2 separate regions of the Homo sapiens genome follow, and region 1 is linked to region 2. Evidence: chromatin loops called from intact Hi-C (ENCODE). Cell type or tissue: K562. All regions are shown on one strand.

What was found. Peaks named below come from ENCODE experiments on the same cell type or tissue, not always from the same donor. Only the 100,000 strongest peaks of a DNase experiment are listed, where the experiment ranks them.
Region 1: it touches region 2 in a loop (2.6-fold over the local background); 1 of 110 quality-filtered maps calls a loop at or near these places.

What each region holds. Positions count from the first base shown.
Region 1 is chr15:64,436,587-64,441,586 of GRCh38, forward strand. All of the region lies in intron 11 of TRIP4 (thyroid hormone receptor interactor 4), which reads left to right. Among named protein-coding and RNA genes, the nearest start is that of ZNF609, 21 kb to the right of the region's middle. In K562, no CTCF peak of the experiment used is centred here; a DNase peak (open chromatin) is centred at 2,605.
Region 2 is chr15:64,563,903-64,568,902 of GRCh38, forward strand. The region is part of intron 2 of ZNF609 (zinc finger protein 609); the gene reads left to right. All of the region lies in intron 4 of LOC101930091 (a long non-coding RNA gene), which reads right to left. Among named protein-coding and RNA genes, the nearest start is that of ZNF609, 110 kb to the left of the region's middle. RefSeq lists an enhancer at 1-329. In K562, no CTCF peak of the experiment used is centred here; a DNase peak (open chromatin) is centred at 2,961.

The DNA of each region.
Region 1 (5,000 bases), 130 kb before region 2:
TCAACAAAAAAAAAATCTCAGATGTTACTCTCTGAAGTCTTCCCTAACCCCAGCCCATTTCCTCCCTAACAGGATTAATTTCCTTCTTTGGGTTCCTACTGTGTTCATACTTCTATTACTGCTTTTTTTTTTTTTTTTTAATATTGACATGTAGTTCTTTAGGTGACCATCTATGCCTTTTTTTTTTTTTTTTTTTTTTTTTTTTTAATAAGGAGTCTCACTCTGTTGCCTGGCTGGAGTGCAGTGGCGCGATCTCGGCTGCAGGTTGTGTGCCACCACACCCAGCTAATTTTTGTATTTTTAGTAGAGACGGGGTTGCACCATGTTGGCCAGGATGGTCTCCATCTCCTGACCTCATGATCTGCCTGCCTCAGCCTCCCAGAGTGCTGGGATTACAGGCATGAGCCTCCAGGCCTGGCCTAGGTGACCGTCTATGTCTTATTCACCTTTATATCAGTGTGCTAACATAGAGCCTGCCATGTAGTAGGTGCACAGTAAGTGGTCATGACAATAAATAGAGAGGGAGACAATGGTAGATATATGAAAAATCTTGGCCGGGTGTGGTGGCTCACACCTGTAATCCCAGCACTTTGGGAGGCTGAGGTGGGTGGATCACGAGGTTGGGAGTTCAAGAGTAGCCTGGCCAACATGGTGAAACCCTGTGTCTACTAAAGATTAAAAAAAAAATTAGCCAGGCGCATACCTATAATCCCAGCTGCTACTCAGGAGGCTGAGGCAGGAGAATCTCTTGAACCTGGGAGGCAGAGTTGCAGTGAGCTGAGATTGCACCATTGCACTCCAACCTGGGCGACAGGGTGAGACTCCATCTCAAAAAACAAAAAAGAAAAAAATGCCATATGAAAGGATTTGAACTGTGTTCTAAAGATAATCATATGAAGTCGTGTTACTTTGTTTTTTTTTTTTGAGACAGAGTCTCACTCTGTCGTGCAGGCTAGGGTGCACTGGTGCGATCTCGGCTCACTGCAACCTCCACCTCCCAGGTTCAAGCGATTCTCCTGCCTCAGCCTCCTGAGTAGCTGGTATTACAGGCGCACGCCACCACGTTTAGCTAATTTTTTTGTATTTTCAGTAGAGATGGGTTTTGCCATGTTGGCCAGGCTGGTCTGGAACTACTGTCCTCAGGTGATTCACCCGCCTGGGGTTCCCTAAGTGCTGGGATTACCGGCCTGAGCCACCACACCCAGCCAAAGTCATGTTTTACGATTGTCCTGGCAGCTGTAGGAAGGATGTACTGGATGGGGCAAGCCTGAAAACAGAGATGATTTAGGAAATTATGGTTGTCCAGGTGAGTTATGATGAAGATCTGCAGCAATGCTGTGTCAGTTGAGTTGAAGAGAAAGGATCTGATGATTGGAATGTTTAGGAGGTAAAGTTTGTAGGACTTAGTAATTTTACTGGATATGAAGGGTGAGAGAAGTCTAGGATCAACTTGGGTTTCTTTTTTGTTCTAAAAGATATGTTATTTGATAAAGGAGTATTGTTGACATTAATAACACCAGATTGCTTGACAATGACCTTACCTTGATATGTTAAGTGAAGTCAAAGATCTCTCAGAGCACTGCCTCAGAAGTTTTCAGTTGAGTCAGACTAGCCATTGGGAAAATAAAATCTAAAATTGGCACAGCCCTTAACTCAAGAGAAGTCTTCAGCATTCTGAGGTAATAGTCTCAGAGTGGACTTTGTTGGTTGAAGACCTTACCATGTACTGTCATTCATTCATTCATTTATTTATTTTGAGTTTCGCTCTTGTTGCCTAGGCTGGAGTGCAATGGCACGATCTCAGCTCACTGCAACCTCTGCCTCCCAGGTTCAAACGATTCTCCTGCCTCAGCCTCCCAAGTAGCTGGGATTACAGGCATGCACCATCACATCTGGCTAATTTTGTATTTTTAGTAGAGACAGGGTTTCTCCATGTTGGTCAGGCTGGTCTCGAACTCCCAACCTCAGGTGATGCACTTGCCTCGGCCTCCCAAAATTGTCTTTAATTAAAAGCAACTTTCTTCTGGTGTTCACTAGTTTAAGTTGGAGTGGAAGCCTATTATATTAAAATGAAGACCAAAAATAATTGTCATGAGTGGGTGATTCCCAGTTAGGCCTTGAAGAATCAGGCCAGAAAAGTTATGAGGTTAATTTTAGAGAAAATATACTTGTTTGAGTTCTTTTATGTGGAGGTTCTAGCATACGATTCCACAGGGCACAGGAAACCACAGTGGAAATGTTACTGTCGATAAAATGAGACCTGGTTGTAGCTGCTTCAACCAGATTGTCTTCCACAAATGGCTATAAGATCTGTAAGTTTGTGTGTGTCTTATCACTTATTTCTTTCACCTGGTACATATATGGATTGTCTCTGTAGCATTGAGCTGGAAGCCCCTGTCTTAGATACTAGGCATGTGACTTGAATTGGGTTACTGGTATATGGGAGTTCAACTATCCCACTTTGGGCCAAGTGGTATGATCTTTATTCAACCCTAGTCAAATATTCAGTCGTCATCTGGTCAAAGTATTATGATCAGTAGGTCACCCTGAAGTAAGAAAACGTTTATCTTCCAGTAGAGTGGGGCCTGGGGTGGTAGTTATCCTGTGACACCTTGAATTGCTTTGAAGGAAAATATAAATGAGAACTGTTTATCACAGAGCACAGTTGCTTGCGGGATATGCTTCCTTGGATCTGTTCTTGCACCTCTTTATCAGACTCATTTCCTTCTCTCTTTCTGCATATTATCACCTCAGTCTTCTTGGAGTTGGTTTTCAGCTAACGAGATTTCAGACCCTGATTTCATGTTCTATCTAGTTCCTCAAAATTCAGACCAAGAATGCCTACAGCAAATATATGTTCTTTGTTAATGAATTCCCTATTATTGTTGCTTTAGTTATTAGTTCTTCAAATAACAACTTATAAATCTTTTTTTTTTTTTTTTTTTTTTTTTTTTGAGATGGAGTTTCACTCTTGTTGCCCAGGCTGGAGTGCAATGGCGTAATCTTGGCTCACTGCAACCTCCACCTCCCAGGTTCAGGTGATCCTCTTGCCTCAGCCTCCCGAGTGGCTGGGATTACAGGTGCCCGCCATCATGCCGGCTAATTTTTTGTATTTTTAGTAGAAACGGGGTTTCACCATGTTGGCCAGGCTGGTTTTGAACTCCTGGCCTCAAGCAATCCACCTGTCTCGGCCTCCCAAAGTGCTAGGATTACAGGCATGAGCCACCATGCCTGGCTAACGTATAAATCTTATATCTGGAGACAGATATAAGATTTACAGATCATCTGGGAATTTGTTGTGAAGAGTGACATAGTTTAGGAGTTATTGATCATTTCAGTACAAGAATGAATAAGAATGAAGGGGAGGCTTGAAGATTTGGTGAAAATGCCCATTTTCCACTGAATCAGTGGTGGTTGACAAAAACTGCTAACCAATTTTTTCTCTTATGAAAATGGCAAAAGAAATTTATATATATATACATATTTATTTAGTCCTCTAAAAAAAATAAAATTAGACAGGTCTGGTGGTGTGCACCTGTAGTCTCCAGTACCTCCTGAGTGGCTTGAGCCCTCCAGGTCAAGGCTGTAGTGAGCTACGAACACACCACTGCACTCCGGCCTGGGTCACAGAGTGAAATCTCAAAATAATAATTAATTAATAATAAATATAAAATAAAATGTGACATCCAGAGCTTATTCACATTCTTCACCTCCCTTCTCTTATTCTTTCTCTGGGTAATCTGCATTTTAGTTTTCTGACTTTCAGACCAGATATCCCTTACTTGTGAGGATACAATGTAAGTATATAGTGGCTTGTTAGTATGTAATGTGGTCTTTAGTGTCCAGGCCCTGGTTATGGGGATTGTGGTTGTCTTTTTTTTTTTTTGGAGGTACTGAGGCTCTGCCAAGCTAACTTCGTTTTAATGCATTTGATAATGAAAAATAATCTCTTCTTCCAATGCATAGGCTTTACTTTATTCCTTGTAGGCCACTTTGCTTTTCACCTCTGTTTCTTGTAAGCCCCTTGAAGTTCAGTGCTAGTAGTAGGAAAAGGGATATTCACCTGGAACTTTAATTTGAGATTCATCTGGGAAAGTTGATTTTTATGTTTGTCTTTATTGTGAGGCATGATGGGTCCAAGGAACCTATTGTTATTTAATTTGTCCACCATTTTTCCAGTTTTTCCCACTATTTAACATTTTCTTACTCTGTTAATACACATCAGGGTGGTTTTTCTTAAACATAGAGCCATATTGACTACTTGCCAAGACACAAGCTTAGGGATAACACATTAAGAGTAATATCTACTTTTACTTAGAGTTATAGTTCTAAGAGTGTACAATTCCCAGCATGTGTGTATTCACCATGAATAAAATAACGTTAATGCACAAGTTGGTAAATTCATTTTTTTTTTTTTTATTTTTGAGACCGAGTCTCGCTCTGTCACCCAGTCTGGATGGAGTGCAGTGGTGCGATCTCGGCTCACTGCAAGCTCCGCCTCCCGGGTTCACGCCATTCTCCTGCCTCAGCCTCCGGCGTAGCTGGGACTACTGGTGCCCGCCACCACGCCTGGCTAATTTTTTGTATTTTTAGTAGAGACGGGGTTTCACAGTTTTAGCCAGGATGGTCTCAATCTCCTGACCTCGTGGTCCGCCCGCTTTGGCCTCCCAAAGTGCTGGGATTACAGGTGTGAGCCACTGCGCCCGGCCAATTCATTGCGTTTTTATTCAACAAGTATTTATTGATTGCCTGCTGTGAACTAGGCATGGTCCTAGATGCTGATGAGTAAACAAAACAAAAATCCCCGTCCTCATGGAGCTTTCATCCTAGTGAGTCGAGACCAAGTAAAAGTTCTAAATAAGTAAATTATATTGTATCAGACGATGGTAAAATAAGGCTGGAGAGGGCCGGGCGTGGTGGCTCACGCCTGTAATCCCAGCACTTTGGAAGGCCGAGGCAGGTGGATCATGAGGTCAGGAGATTGAGACCATCCTGGCTAA
Region 2 (5,000 bases):
AGACGGAGTCTCGCTCTGTCACCCAGGCTGGAGCGCAGTGACACGATCTCTGCTCACTGCAGCCTCCACCTCCTGGGTTCAAGCGATTCTCCTGCCTTAGCCTCCCGAGTAGCTGGGACTGCAGACAGGAGCCACCACACCCGGCCTAAATTTTAAATTGTGCCTCATTCTGAGTAGCATGATGAAATCTTGCACCATCCCACCCTGTCCCACCCAGGATGTAAACTGTTAGCCTTTATCTAGTATATGCATGTTGTATGCGCTGGCTGCTACAAAGTTAGGCACTTCGTAGCTGTGTTGGTTATCAGATCAAAAAAACAGTTTATGTAAGGTTAGGTACTATTCGTGGTTTCAGGTACCCACCGGGGGTCTTGGAATGTATCCTCCAAGGTTAAGGGTAGGGGGGACTACTGTAATTGCCTGAATGGCTCAGAAGGGAGAGCTGTTGTGGCCAGAGAAGCTGCTTGTTATGTAATCCACATTAGTACAAGATAATCATAAGATGAGCTGTAAGTATAGTGGGTGTTAGATCACTGCTGGGTCTTATTTAAGGTGGCAGGGGTGTTAGGGTAACATTTAGAAGTTGAGAGCAAAGAGTAAGGTTTGTTTTGACTTTATACAACACTTGAAGTAAAAAGCAGTTTGTTTTGTTTTCAGGCATAAAGATATCCATCCATGTGTTTGTTGTGTTGTTTTTGTTTTTTGTGGGGTTTTTTTTTTGTCATATTCACAAGGGAAACCAGAATCTGTATGTTCCTCTGGAAAATTAGGTGAAGAGAAGTATAACCTATTTCAGTGTGGCTTCAGTCTATGGTCTGGGTTTTATTAAACCAGATACGTATAAGAGCATGTCAAATTTAACCACCTCCCTTCATCCACTAGATTACAGTGAATGATAGTAATGTCACTGATACATTGTTATACACATTGCTCACTAACTGTTTTTTTTTTTTTTTCTTTTTAGAAACGGAGTCTCGCTCTGTTGCCCAGGCTGGAGTGCAGTGGTGCGATCTCCGCTCACTGCAAGCTCCACCTCCCAGGTTCACGCCATTCTCCTGTCTCAGCCTCCCTAGTAGCTGGGACTACAGGTGCCTGCCACCACGCCTGGCTAATTTTTTTGTATTTTTAGTAGAGACGGGGTTTTCTTTTTTTTTCTTTTTTTTTTTTTGAGACGGAGTCTTGATTCTCGGTCTGTCACCCAGGCTGGAGTGCAGTGGCGTGATCTCTGTTTACTGCAACCTCTGCCTCCTGGGTTCAAGCAATTCTCCTGCCTCAGCCTCTCGAGTAGCTGGGACTACAGGCAGGTGCCACCATGCCTGGCTAATTTTTGTATTATTATTATTATTATTACTATTTTTAGTAGAGACGGAGTTTCACCATGTTGGCCAGGCTGGTCTTGAACACCTAACCTCAGGTGATCCACCCACCTTGACCTCCCAAAGTGCTGGGATTATAGGCATGAGCCACCACACCCAGCCACTAACATCTTTTATCCATTAATAGTTCTTAATTTTGTTTTGCTTGTCTTTAAGTGCTTGTCCCTTTACTAGGATAAACTAAGTACTATTGATAATTTACAAAAGTGCTCCATCTTTACTGTTTACATCTACTGGCTAGAATGTCTACCAAGTTATGTAAGCATTTTTGTAAATGAATTTATTGCCTTTAGTTTTAGAAATATTGAGAGCAGAATGGAACACTGACAATCAGATTTGGCAAAAGCATTCAAAGTGATTGTTATGGTGATTCTGATCATCTCTTTAAGATAAGGGAGTTAGGAAGATTACTAGAATAAGCATCTTTAATATTGAGCTAAGATTCATTTTTGTGTTCCTTAAAATTCACCATAGTTTTGACTAAACTAAGGAGGACAGTGAGTACTTACTTTACACTGACCTATACATTCATTTAAAAGCATTCTTTAATTGAAGTACTTTATTTTATTTTATTTTATTTTATTTTTTGAGATAGAGTCTCGTTCTGTCACCCAGGCTAGAGTGCAGTGATACAGTAATGGCTCACTGGAGCCTCAACCTCCTGGGCTCAAGCAACCCTTCCACATCAACCTCTTGAGTAGCTGGAACTAAAGGTGTGCACCACCATGCCCGGCTAATTTTGTTTATTTTTTGTAGAAACAAGGTCTCACTGTGTGGGCCAGGCTGGTCTCAAACTCCTGGGCTCAAGCAGTTCTCCCGCCTCAACCTCCCAAAGTGTTGGGATTACAGGCTTGAGCCACCATGCCTGGCCCAATTGAGGTATTTTATTTTAGATGCATCTTCTAGCCAGGCAAGGTGGCTCACACCTGAAATCCCAGTGTCTTGGGAGACTGAGGCAGGAGGATTGCTTGAGCCCACGAGTTTAAGACTGTAGTGAGCCATGATCATGTGACTACACTCCAGCTGGGGCCACAGATCGAGACCTTGTCTCTAAAATGAATGAATGAATGTATGCATGAGCCTCCTGAGAAGCCATGGAGAAAGAAGCAAGCATGACCAGTCAGTGACTGACATTTAAACTGTAAGAAAAATTGACTTCATTTTATATGAACTTTAAAGGAGACACTCTGTGTAGGTAGGTACTTCAAAATATGTGTAAGTGTAATTGTATCAGAATAGGTGGCCATGATGTGATTTGATGAGACTGCCAAGAGCTAGACATTCTAGCCATTTCTTAAAAGGCCAGTTAGCTAAACACTAGTTAGGATTCATTTATTTAATTGATTCACAGCTTAAAATTAAGTGTAGTAAAGGAAACAGATATAGAAGAGATAGGGAAAGGTTTAGAGTTGGAGTGTCTTCAGCTGCTTGTGGAGGGCGTGGTAGAGACAGTGTTAACTACTTCCCAGTTTTACCTTGGGTGACCCTTGTTACAGATCACTGCTTCTGAGCTGCTTTTGAGAGCTAGTGGAGAGAGATTATATTACGTCCTAGGAGAATGTAACTCAGTTCTACTGGAGGCCACCATTCTCTTCCAGGTCATGGGTGGTACCTCTTAGTGTCACTCAGAGGTGAGGACTATTTGATGGCAGGCAACCTTAAGCTGCTGACAGGACAGAAACCTTTGTGATAAGCATTGGGAAATCTGACTCCTGGAAAGAGTGAAGCATCAAAAACTCTGTAGAGTATATGAGTTTCGCCTATTAGGCAGTTATAAGGAAATAGCTAAAAAGGAACTGGCTAATTAGAGTTGAGAGAAAATATTTATAAACAGACTTTAAATACTTTAAAAGCAGGCTTTTATTTTATATTCTTTCAGTGGGGATAGTGTGAACTGCCACCTCCTTTAAAAAGCCTTGCATTCCAGCTGGGCGCCATGACTCACTTCTGTAATCCCAGCACTTTGGGAGGCCGAGGCGTGTGGATCATGAGGTCAAGAGATCGAGACCATCTGGCCAACATGGTGAAACCCATCTCTACTAAAAATACAAAAATTAGCTGGACGTGGTGGTGCGCACCTGTAGTCTCAGCTACTCTGGAGGCTGAGGCAGGAGAATCGTTTGAACCCGGGAGGTGGAGGTTACAGTTGAGCCGAGATCACACCACTGCACTCTAGCCTGGCGACAGAGCAAGACTCTGTCTCAAAAAAAAAACAAAAAACATTCCATCTAAAAAAATTACCATTTACTTGCAGATGTTTTCTTGTGGAAGAAATAAAGTTTAAAGAAAAAGAAATAAATTACCAAGACAGCTTTCCAAATATGATGGATTAATTATCTGTATATTGTGGCAAGATATTTTCCCCCTCCCAACATTTATTTTTTATTTATTTATTTATTTTGAGACAGGATCTCGCTCGGTCACCCAGGCTGAAGTGCAGTGGCACGATCTCGGCTCACTGCGACCTCTGTCTCCCGGGTTCAAGCGATTCTCCTGCCTCAGCCTCCTGAGTAGCTGGGACTACAGACACGTGCCACCACACCCGACTAATTTTTTGTATTTTTAGTAGAGACGGGATTTCAGCGTATTAGCCAGGATGGTCTCGATCTCCTGACATCGTGATCTGCCCACCTCAGCCTCCCAAAGTGCTGGGATTACAGGCATTAGCCACGGTACCCGGCTGAGATATTTTCTCCCTCCCAACATTTTATTATGAATAATTTTAAACATACAGAAAAGTTAAGTAAAATGATCACCCACCACCTAGATTCAATAATTGTCAAAGTTTTGTCATATTTGCTTTATCTATATATGTGATTGTATTTGTTTTGCTGAACAGTTTGGAGGTTTTAAACATTATGACATTTCTCTCCCAAATACTTTATCATGACTCTCCAAAAACATGAGGACATTTGCTTATATAACTGTAATACCATTATTATACTACACAGTACTTCCTACTGTCATCTTTTATCCATGTGTAGCAAGTTATTTAGCCACTTTTAAATTTGTTTCTCCTCACTCCAGTAACCCTACACCCCCGAAAACCTTATTGTTCCTTGTCACTTTGTCATGTACCTCATGCCCAGCAGCAATTGGTGAGATGGCTTTTTCATATGGTTTTATATTTGGGAACCTCTAGAGCAGTGGTTCTCAACTTGGGCTGGACATTAGAATAACTTGAGGAGCTCTTGAAAATCCCAATCCCCCTACATCCCAGACCACATATATCAGAATTTCTGATATTCTGATGATTTCCATGCGTCAGTAGTTCTTAAAGTTTCCCAGGTGATTCTGGTGTGCATCCATGATTAAGAATCACAACTGTAGGTCCTATTAATCTTCAGTAAGAGTATTCAGTGTTTGGATAGGTGCTTGACAGTTTTCTGACCAGAACAGAGATGAAAAGTGGTATGCCTAGGTATTTAGGCTTTTTCCTTTTCTTTCACTGAACATTTACTGAACATCTACAATGTGTAAAACACTGAGCTAGGTTCCCATTCATAAGGATGAATAAGATATGTTAACTGTGGTGTTCTAGAAAGGCCATGGACTTAGGGTTAGACTTCTATGGAGTTAAATTCTAGCTTTGCTGAGAACAATTTGTGTGATTTTTAACTAAGT